2 separate regions of the Homo sapiens genome follow, and region 2 is linked to region 1. A link is a contact called in ENCODE Hi-C or POLR2A ChIA-PET data. All regions are on one chromosome and are shown on one strand. Each heading gives the region's core, a stretch centred on a gene start or an enhancer-like site at or near the end of the contact. The rest is flanking DNA. Distances are from core to core; before and after follow the strand shown.

Region 1 (5,028 bases), core at 940-3,439:
TCACGCCACTGCCCTCCAGCCTGGGTGAAAGAGCGAGACTGTCTCAAAAATAAATAAATAAATAAATAAAAATGAATAAAGTTACCTACTGACTACCAAAGAGTATTTCCAATATATGATAAAGAGTAGAAAGCATGCAGACCTCAATCTGAACTCAACACAATTAACTTCAAATGGAAACCATTTTGAAAATATATATATTATTTAATATGTATATGATATATTAACTATATATGGAATTCTACAAAGGGAAAAAATTGAAAATATATCACATTTAGAAAAGAATGACATGAGCCAATACAGGATTCCACAAAAGCTTACTTCAGCAATAATTACATATAGAAAAAGAGACTGAATTAGATAAGCTTCATCTCAACCTTCAGCATGAACTGTGAGATGAAAGGTAAATACAAGGCACCAGGCAGTGACACAGCCAGTCACTCCTTGCCTCTCTTCACTGCCCCCACCCTACCCCATCCTCGGAAACAGGAAGAGGGAGACCCATAACTGAATGAGGCAAGTCACTGCCCAATGGCTAAACAGCATGGGCAAATGAAAGCTAGCCTCTTATGCCATAATTGTAAAATGCACAAGCCTTTTACACAGAGCTTTGTAATTCTCATCCTTATATGTAGAATTTAAACAATTAGATTACAATTTAAATGTAACACATTATAAATAGAGAAATCAAATTGTCATATCCAATCTCAACTCACCTCTCACCTGGCCCCAGGGCGCCCCTCTTTCTTTATAACTATGTGTTCCTCTCCCCCATTTTGTGCCTCTCACTTTCACCTTGTCTCTCCAGCCTTTTTCCCCTTTTATCTTCCCCCTAGGATTCTGACGATGTTGTGCCTCTTTTTTCTTCTGCTGTTTCTCCCTTCTTTGTTTTTTCCCCTTATATCTGTTCTACTCCATTCTTCCAATTTGTTTCACCTCTTGTGGCGTTTTCTTTCCAATCTTTTCATCGTCCCAATCTCCATCTATTTCTGCCTCTTTCTTACCCCATCTCCGCGCCTCCTCTGCTCTCCCTGTTAAATCCCCTCTTCCCTGTTACACCCGCTTATCCCCACTCTCTGGCACTCCCAGATCCCAGGCCTCCCTGTGTTGTGGTGCTCCCTCTGCTCGCCTTGTCACCAGCTGTCCCCTCCAGCTGTCCCAGCACCACGCAGCTCTGTCTGCCCTCGGCCAAATCCTTTCTCCTCTCCCCCACTCTCTGTCTGAGGAGGCTCCTTCTTTGCTGTCCCTCTCCTTATCTTGTTGTCCTGCATCTCGGGACATCGAGCTTTTCTCTACATTTCGCCAATTGCTTTTCTGCCCCTGCTACTTTCTTGACTGCTTCTTTCACTCTGTCGCTGCAAATCTCTCACCCATCCTCCACTTTGCCATCTGTTTATGGGTCTCCCTCATTTTTCTTTTCTCTTTCTTGGTTTTTCCATCTCCTCTCAGTGGCTCTTTGTCTCTCTTTCTCCTGATTCCCTTGGGCCACACATTCACTGGAGGGTTTGTAGTAAGATGTCTGCATGTTGGAGGAGTACATTTTCCAGGGGGTGGAGCTGGGCAGGCAAAAACACCGGGTGTCACAGGACGGGCCCCGGGCACCTCCCCAACGAGGGCTCAAGGGAAGCGGTGACTGCGAAGGGGAGGCCTGGGGAGCAGCAGGGCCCGGCACGAGGAGGAGGGAGGTGGGGGGCGACGGCGCCTTAGGACAGGGGTGGGATGTGCAGGATCCCAGGACCAGGCGGAGGCGCGGCCTCCCCGGGACTGGGTCGGCGGCGCTGCGCTCCAGGGGCCGACGAGAGCGAGGCTGGGAGGCGCCCAGGGCAGGCGGTGAGGACTTTAAGCGATGCGGGGCGGGAGGAGGAGTCAGTAAAGGATTTTAAGCAGGAAAATCCTGCTTAAACGTTTAAAAAACCGGGAAAGGCCGTGTTTACTTGGCCCAAGGCAGAAAGACCGGGGGCAGGGACCAGCCTCAGGGCGACTTTAACCCAAAAGGAAGCGTCTCCGGGCCCACACAGCAAGGCCTATTTACCTGAGGTGGAGGGTGCGGTGCGGAGATTTTAAGTCCGTAGCGACCCCCGGGCATCGGGTGTGCGAATGGGGGACGGCGAGGCGCAGGTTGAGTCTACACAGAGGAACACTCATACGCCATGGTGTGATGCTTGCTCCGCACGATCCACTTCCGGGTCTGTGGGCAACTGCGCGAAGGAAAGCGACCGAGCGGCCCGGGGCGGGGTCCGAGATGGGCGGAACCGGAAAAGGGCGGGGCGTTGAGAGAGCCGGGCTGAAGCAGGGGCCGCCAGGCAGGGACCCCAGGGAAGGAACGGGGAGGAGCCACCGGGGAGGGGTGGGGAGTGACCAAGTGGAGGGACCCGGGGGCGGGCCGGGGAGGAGCCGCCGGGGAAGGGCGGGGAGGAACCGCGGGAAGGGACCGCGGGGGAGGAAGGCGAAGGGACCGCGGGGGAGGGAGGCAGAGGGACCGCCAGGAAGGGACCCGGGGGAGAGGCGGGGCTGGACGGGACACGTTAGGGTCTGCGATTTCGTGTGATGCCCACAGCCCAGCGCCCAGAGCCATCTGTAGTGTCTTGTGGAACGGCGTAGATGTTTCAAACGGTTTCAAGTTAAAAGCACAGTTGTGTAGGTTATTTTGGAAACCAAACTGCTTTCCTCTTAGAATGGAGGCGGTTTATGTTGAAAGCATTTTTTGCTAGCGCGTTTACCCAGTAATGTTATTGACGCTGAAGCAGCCCAGGAGTCTGGGAACATGGGTTGACACGGAGCGGTGATGGCATGCTGGAAAAGTTTCTGCGATTAAAATTAAGTAATTTAAAAGCCCTGAAATTAGCAGTAACTTTTAAAAAATAGATATAAATTGCATTGTCCTTTTTTATACTTACTATTCTATTCCGTGCGAGATGACAACCTCAAACGCCTATACTTTTTTTTTTTTTTTTTGAGCCGGAGTCACGCTCTGTCGTCCAGGCTGGGGTGCAGTGGCATGATCTCTGCTCACTGCAACCTCGGCCTCCCGGGTTCAAGCAATGCTCCTGCCTCAGCCTCCCGAGTAGCTAGGATTACAGGCGCCCGCCACCACGTTCTTTAGCGGAGATGAAGTTTCACCATGTTGCCTAGGCTGGTCTCGAATTCCTGACCTCAAGTGATCCACCCGCCTCAGCCTCCCAAAGTGCTGGGATTACAGGCGTGAGCCACCATACCTGGCCCCAGGAACTACTTTCACCTACTGAATATATATTAAGTCCTTTGCCACAAAAAGATAATATACATAATTTATCTCAGAACAATTAAGATATTTACCACTGTAAATGACAAATTCAGACTTAGAGAAGGAAGATTTTATTCAAAAGGACTATTGCAATAGAGAGAATGTTCCAATCACAAGATCTGAAAATGTCCAAGAGACACAAACTAAAAAGCTTTTTTTTCTTTTTTTCATATATGGAGGAGTAAACAAGGCTAGAAAGCACAAGCACAAGTTATGAGGCTGTGGATGAGCACTTGGCATGACTACAGTTATTCAGGGAAAGTTTGTTATGTTATGTTATGTTATGTTAAAAATGTTACATATTTCTTGGAGAGAGTCTTGCTCTGTCACCCAGGCTGGAGTGCAGTGGCGTCATCTCTGCTCACTGCAACTTTTCATCTACCAGGCTCAGGCAATCCTCCCACCTCAATCTCCCCAGTAGCTGGGACTACAAGCACACGTCACCATGCCTAGTTAATTTTTGTACTTTTTGTAGAGACGGGGTTTCGCCATGTTGCTCAGGCTAGACTCGAACTCCTGAGCTCGAGGGATCCCCCACACCTTGGCCTCCCAAAGTGCTGGGATCACAGGCGTGAGCCACCGTGCCCGGTCTATTTATTTTTTGAGAGAGCATCTTGCTCTGTTGCCCAGGCTAGAGTGCAGTGTCAAGACCATAGCTCACTGCAGCCTTCAACTCTGGAATCAAGTGATCCTCCTACCTCAGTCTCCCAAGTGGCTGGGACTACGGGTTTGCACCGCCACACTCCACTAATTTTTTTACTTTTTGCAAAGGCGGATTCTCACTATGTTGCCCAGGCAAGTCTTGAACTTCTAGCCTCAACTGATCCTCCCGCCCTGATCTCCCAAAGTGTTGGGATTACAAATGTGAGCCTGGCTCATCATGGAATTCAAGACCAGTTTGGGCAACATAGCAAGACTCCCATCTCTACAGAAAATTTTTAAAAATTAGCTGGGCATGGTGGCACACACCTGTAGTCCCAGCTACTCAGGAAGATTGCTTGAGCCCAGGAGTTCGAGGCAGCAGTTAGCTATGATCCTGACACTGCACTCCAGTCTGGGCAACAGAGTGAGAACCTGTCTTTCAAAAAAAAAAAAAAAAGCCTACTCTTGGGAGGGGCTGTTGGCTGTTGTTAAGGAAAAGTTGTTCCAAATTACACTGACAAAGAATGGTTCAGAGGGTTGGGCATGGTGGCTCACGCCTGCAATCCTTGCACTTTGGGAAGCTGAGGCGAGTGGATCACATGAGGTCAGGAGTTCGAGACCAGCCTGGTCAACATGGCGAAAACCCATCTCTACTAAAAACAAAAATTAGCCAGGCGTGGTGGTGCACACCTGTAATCCCAGCTACTCAGGAGGCTGAGGCAGGAGAATTGCTTAAACCAGGGAGGCAGAGGCTGCAGTGAGCCGAGATTGTGCCACTGCACTTCAGCTTGGGTGACAGAGCGAGACTCTGTCTCAAATAAATAAATAAGGCTGGGCGCGGTGGTTCACACCTGTAATCCCAGCACTTTGGGAGGTTGAGGCGGGTGGATCACGAGGTCAAGAGATCGAGACCATCCTGACCAACATGGTGAAACCCCGTTTCTACTAAAAACACAAAAATTAGCTGGGTGTGGTGGCCTGTCCCTGTAGTCCCAGCTACTCAGGAGGCTGAGGCAGAATTGCTTGAAACCAGGAGGCAGAGGTTGCAGTGAGATGAGATCGTACCACTGCACTCCAGCCTGGCGACACAGTGAGACTCCATC
Region 2 (5,028 bases), core at 1,570-4,069, 1.7 Mb before region 1:
CAGGAGCCTGGATTCCTGGGTGGTGGGTAAGGAAGGGGCTAGGGGCTAGGGGGTAGGACACCAGGTCCTGGGAGAAGAAGGAGCTGGGACCCTAGACTCCTGGGACTTGGGGAAGAGGGGGCTACAGGTCTCACGCCTGGTGCCTACCTGAGTGGCAGAGCCTGCCCGAGCCCTCCTTCTGCCACGGCCCCTCTGTGCAGACTGAGCTGAGCCTGGTCACTGGCCTCTTTGCCCCCTTAGGTTCCCCAAATCCCTTAAGCCTCCCTACACAATGGTCCCACTACCCAGCAGCTTCCAGCAGGCAGAAATGCAGCGGTGGCAGAGGCCTCAAATGGAATTCGCTGAAGCAGGCATCCAGGGGGCTCCCCCCACCCACTCACTGACCTCTGTGACCCTCCCCGGAACCCAATACCTTGTCGCCAGCCTTGCTCAAAGCAACCCTGGCTTTGTCCGAGCTGTGTAAGCACGCACACACGCACACACACACACACACACGGGCGCGCGCACACACGCAAGATTCAGGGAGAGTCATGCGTTTATTGTTCAACCAGGGCTTTCTACCTGAAGAGCAGGCAGTGGGGTGGGGAGTCACAGGTGTCTGGGTATGTGGGGCCAATGCGGTTCTTTGTGGGGATGGACACAGGGCTGTGGCTGAGGTTGAGGATGGAGCTCTTTGGGGCTGTAGATTCAGAGGACATTAAAGATGGGCTGAGGTACACAGGCAATGAGGAGAAAGGGGTTGGTAAAGAGGGTGGGTTAGGGTTGAGGCGCAGAAGTGGAGCTGGGACTGGTGACAGGGATGGGAATGAATGGGTTTGGGAACAGGGTATTGAGAGTGGGGAAGAGAGAGGCAGGTAGGAGTGGCTTTGGGATTAGGGAGAGGATAGGGAATGGGGTTGGAGGAGCCCTGGGGGTTGAGAATGAGGTAAGGATTGTGGTTGTGGTTGGGGATGGCATTGGGAATGGGGTTGAGGCCATCAAGGAGACAGGTTTGGGTACGAGGTTTAGGATTTTCTTCTCACTTGGGATTCAGGTGACTTAGGTCAGGTTCACCAAGTGCCTCACAGGAGCTACTCCTGGGATTGTGGTTTTGGGGAGAGGGGAGGATGGAAGATGTTTCTTGGGGTTCTTCTGACAGGGCTGAGATCACTCTGGGCCCCAGGAAAACCCTCCTGGGTGACTGCAATCTCAGGTGCCTGACCCTCCAAGGTCCTAGTACTCTGTCTCCCAGTCCTCAGCAGCCAGTGGTGTTTCCAGGGGTGGCTCTGGACCTCGAGCTTCTTTCTTCCCATCCTGGGCAGGCAGTGTTGGTGGTGATGGCAGTGTCATTGGTGGGGTCCTGGGGCCAGCCCCAGGGCCCCCCGCCCGGCCCCTCTCTGGCTGCTCAGCTCTCCCAAGGCCCCGTCGATGCAGGCCTCGGCCCCAGCCTGGCCTGTGCCTGACTTCCCAGCCTCCGCGTCCCCTGGGAGGCCTCCTAACTGCCCCCGGCTGGGAGTGGCCTGCCTGGGAGCAGCAGGGGCAAGAGGGCAAGGCCTGTTGGAAGGTGTAGGCCCCCAGCAGGGCGCTGTGCAGGAGGCAGGAGAGGGTGTCCAGGCGTATGGGCACGGTGACAGAGGCCACGCTCTCCGGGAGCCCCAGGTGGGTGGGGTCTGTGGAGTTCAGGAGCAAGGGTGGAGGGGCTGGGAGAGGCGCAGGGGGCCATGGCTCGGTCCCAGATGACGGCAGGGACAGGTTGTTCCTAGAACAACAAAAAGACAGGTCAGTGGGGCTCAGCGTCTCCGTACTTTCTTGTTTCTCGCTGCCAGGCTGTCTCTGCACCTCTGCAGAAGGCAGCCATCTCTCCATCCTCAGTGCCCACCTGTGACTTCCTCCCCCGCTTCTCTCTTTTTGTTTCTAACCCGGGTCTCTCTAAAGAAACAGACAGCTCTGCCATGAACTTCGGCACCAGACAGAACTCAGTTCCAATTCCTGGTGGCCTCGCTTTTGGTGGTGTATCTTTGGACAAATCATTTTCCTATTCCGAACCTTAATTTGTTTATAGTCACAGATGGCTTTGGATGGTATCAAAGGTGCGTATGACAGCGCTGGGTCTGGTAAGTGCTAAAACAGTGGACAGCTACGATTTCTCCAGCCTTCTGGGGATCCCTGGAGTCTTCACATTTCTTGGTTTATTCTTGGAAATTTCTGTTCGATGAGTATCTGTTTCTAGCTCTTTTTTTTTTTTGAGATGGGGTTTCACTCTTGTTGCCCAGACTGGAGTGCAATGGCGCTAACTTGGCTCAACGCAACCTCTGCCTCTCGGGTTCAAGCGATTCTCCTGCCTCAGCCTGTCGAGTACCTGGGATTACAGGCACGCACCACCACGCCCGTCTAATTTTGTATTTTTAGGAGAGACAGATTTCTCCATGTTGGTCAGGCTGGTCTCGAACTCCCGACCTCATGTGATCCACCCGCCTCGGCCTCCCAAAGTGCTGGGATTACAGGCATAAGCCACTGCACCCGGCCTCCGCCTGTTTCTAAGTATCTCGCTCAACTCTCACCAAGATCTTCTAAGATTCTGTACCTATGTGATGATACCTGAGCCTTTTTTGTTTTTCCTGATTCTCTATGCAGGTCTGTTCAGCGCGCCCTTTCTCTCTCGTTTTCTCTGTCCCCTCCTCTCTCTGGGTCTCTGTCCCCCTCTCAGGAGGTCTTTGTTTGTCTCACCCTTCAGGCCCAGCCCCGTCCTTTGGTTGTTCCATCTCCACTGGGGCCCTCTTACGTATCTTCTAGCAACTTCGCCTCCGAGATCCTTCGGGGGCCCGGGAAGGTTGGGGAGGGGCCGAGGCCGAGAGAGGCGGGGCTTGGCCGGGTCAGAAATGGGGCGTGGCTCGCGGAGTTATCCGGGATCCCAAAAGAAAGAGCTCAGGCGGGGACCTGGATCTAGTTCCCCAAGATCACTTACTTAAGGCCTCCAGCACCCTGTAGCCCCTCCTCCCTCAGACCCAGGAGTCCAGATCCCCAGCTCCTCCTCGCTCAGACCCAGGAGTCCAGATCCCCAGCTCTTCCTCCCTCAGACCCAGGAGTCCAGATCCCCAGCTCCTCCCTAAGACCCAAGAGTCTAGATCCCCAGCCCCCTCCTCCCTCAGACCCGGAAGTCTAGGGCCCCAGCCCCTCCTCCCTCAGACCCGGGAGTCCAGATCCCCAGCTCTTCCTCCCTCAGACCCGGGAGTTCAGATCCCCAGTTCCTCCTCCCTAAGACCTAGGAGTCCAGATCCCCAGCCCCCTCCTCCCTCAGACCCGGAAGTCTAGGGTCCTAGCCACTCCTCCTTCAGACCCGGGAGTCCAGGCTCCAGCCCCTCCTTCTTCAGACCCCGTACTCTGGTTCCCCAGCCCCCTTCCTCTCTCAGATTCAGTAGTCCCGGGACCCCTGCCCCCTTCTCTCTCTCTCTCTGTCTTTCTCTCTCTTTATTCCTGCCATATCCTCAAGACAGATTCTTTAGGACTCAAGGGACGTTTTAGGTAGGGAAATGTGGACACTCCCTAGGGCAGAGGGCGTGGTAGATGGTCTGGAGGTCTTAGCCATTCTAGGCGCTGGGTTCTACTAGGTGCCGTGTCTCTAACTTGCTTTGTTACTTTAGGTGCTTCTACTCTCTATGCCCTAGTTTCTCCATCTGAGAAATGGGGCTAATATTACTGTCCAGGTTCTTGTGATATTACTTGTGTATTAGTAGACACAGAATCTGGACCACAATTAGGCTGAACACATGAGATTTACTTATTGTTATTGCTGGTGGTTGTGACAGTGTTTTGCTGAGAAGCAATCGTCATTATTACATGCATTCATTTAAGAAATATTCAATGCCTGCTATGATTTGGGCTCCAGGCTGCACACGGGACAGAATAGACATGGCCCCTACTCTCAGGAAACTTGCATGCTTGTAAGGGAGACAGACGAGACATACATAGCATATATTCTGTAAGAATATGTACCTGAAGATGTCAAATCAGGGCAAGAGGATATAGAGTCACCGAGGTAGGGAGATAGAGCAGATAACGTGGTTAGGGGCCTGGCCCGGTGGCTCACGCCTGTAATCCCAGCATTTTGGGAGGCCGAGGTGGACGGATCACTTGAGGTCAAGAGTTTGAGACCAGCCTGGCCAAGATGGTGAAACCCCATCTGTACTAAAAATACAAAAATTAGCTGGGCGTGGTGGCAGGCACCTGTAATCCCAGCTATTCGAGAGGCTGAGGCAGGAGAATCGCTTGAACCTGGGAGGCAGAGGTTGCAGTGAGCTGAGATCGTGCCGCTGCACTCCAGCCTGGGCAACAGAGTGAGACCCTGTCTCAAAAATAAATAAAATAAATAAATAAATAAATAAAAATACAAAAATTAGCCAGGCATGGTGGGGCATGCCTGTAGTCCCAGCTACTTGGGAGGCTGAGGCAGGAGAATCACTTGAGCCCAGGAGGCGGAGGCTGCAGTGAGCTGAGATGGCACCATTGCACTCTAGTCTGGGCTACAGAGTGAAACTTCATCTCAAAAAAAAAAAAAAAAAAAAAGAATAAAAAATTAAGTAGATAAGATGGTTAGAAAAGGCTGTTATGGGAAGGTACTGGAAGACTGGAAGTTGAATATTCCTGGGGAGGGAACAGCTTCTGAAAGTAAAACAAATGTAGTGATTCAGGGACTGGAAAATAATCAGCTAAGAGGAGTGGCATAGGTATTTATATTTTTAAATAAATGCTTTATGTTGCAATACTTTTTGCGTGTGTTTTTTTTGAGACAGGGTCCCCCTCTGTCACCCAGGCTGGAGTGCAGTGGTGTGATCATGGCTCACTGCAGCCTCAACCTCCTGGGCCCAAACCATCCTCCTACCTCAGCCTCCCAAGTAGCTGGGACCACAGGCACACACTACCACACGGGGTGCCTTATTTTGTAGAGACAGGGTCTCAGAATGTTGTCCAGGCTGGTCTCAAACTCCTGGGTTCAAGAGATCCTCCTGTTTTGGCCTCCCAAAGTACCAAGAGATTACAGTCATGAGCCAC

Evidence for each region. A loop is a pair of places that touch in the nucleus more often than their neighbours do. ChIA-PET counts read pairs that join two places held with the same protein, here RNA polymerase II (POLR2A). Pooled maps may share reads with other maps.
Region 2: a pooled map shows a loop between it and region 1 (5-fold over the local background). The contact joins the promoter of C19orf84 here to the promoter of ZNF160 in region 1. A Hi-C loop is called at or near these places in 1 of 37 single-sample maps with no recorded cell type and 4 of 50 pooled maps. POLR2A ChIA-PET finds 5 or more read pairs at or near these places in 1 of 52 experiments (WTC11).

The regions. Positions count from the first base shown.
Region 1 is chr19:53,101,233-53,106,260 of GRCh38, forward strand. It overlaps ZNF160 (zinc finger protein 160), which reads right to left and starts at 2,190. Exons shown (of 6, transcript NM_001322131.2): 1 at 2,033-2,190. RefSeq lists a silencer at 2,233-2,642.
Region 2 is chr19:51,387,772-51,392,799 of GRCh38, forward strand. C19orf84 (chromosome 19 open reading frame 84) reads right to left here and starts at 2,820. Exons shown (of 2, transcript NM_001193623.2): 1 at 2,707-2,820; 2 at 518-1,738. The coding sequence starts at 2,741. The coding sequence ends at 1,213. LIM2 (lens intrinsic membrane protein 2) reads right to left here and starts at 203. Exons shown (of 5, transcript NM_001161748.2): 1 at 148-203.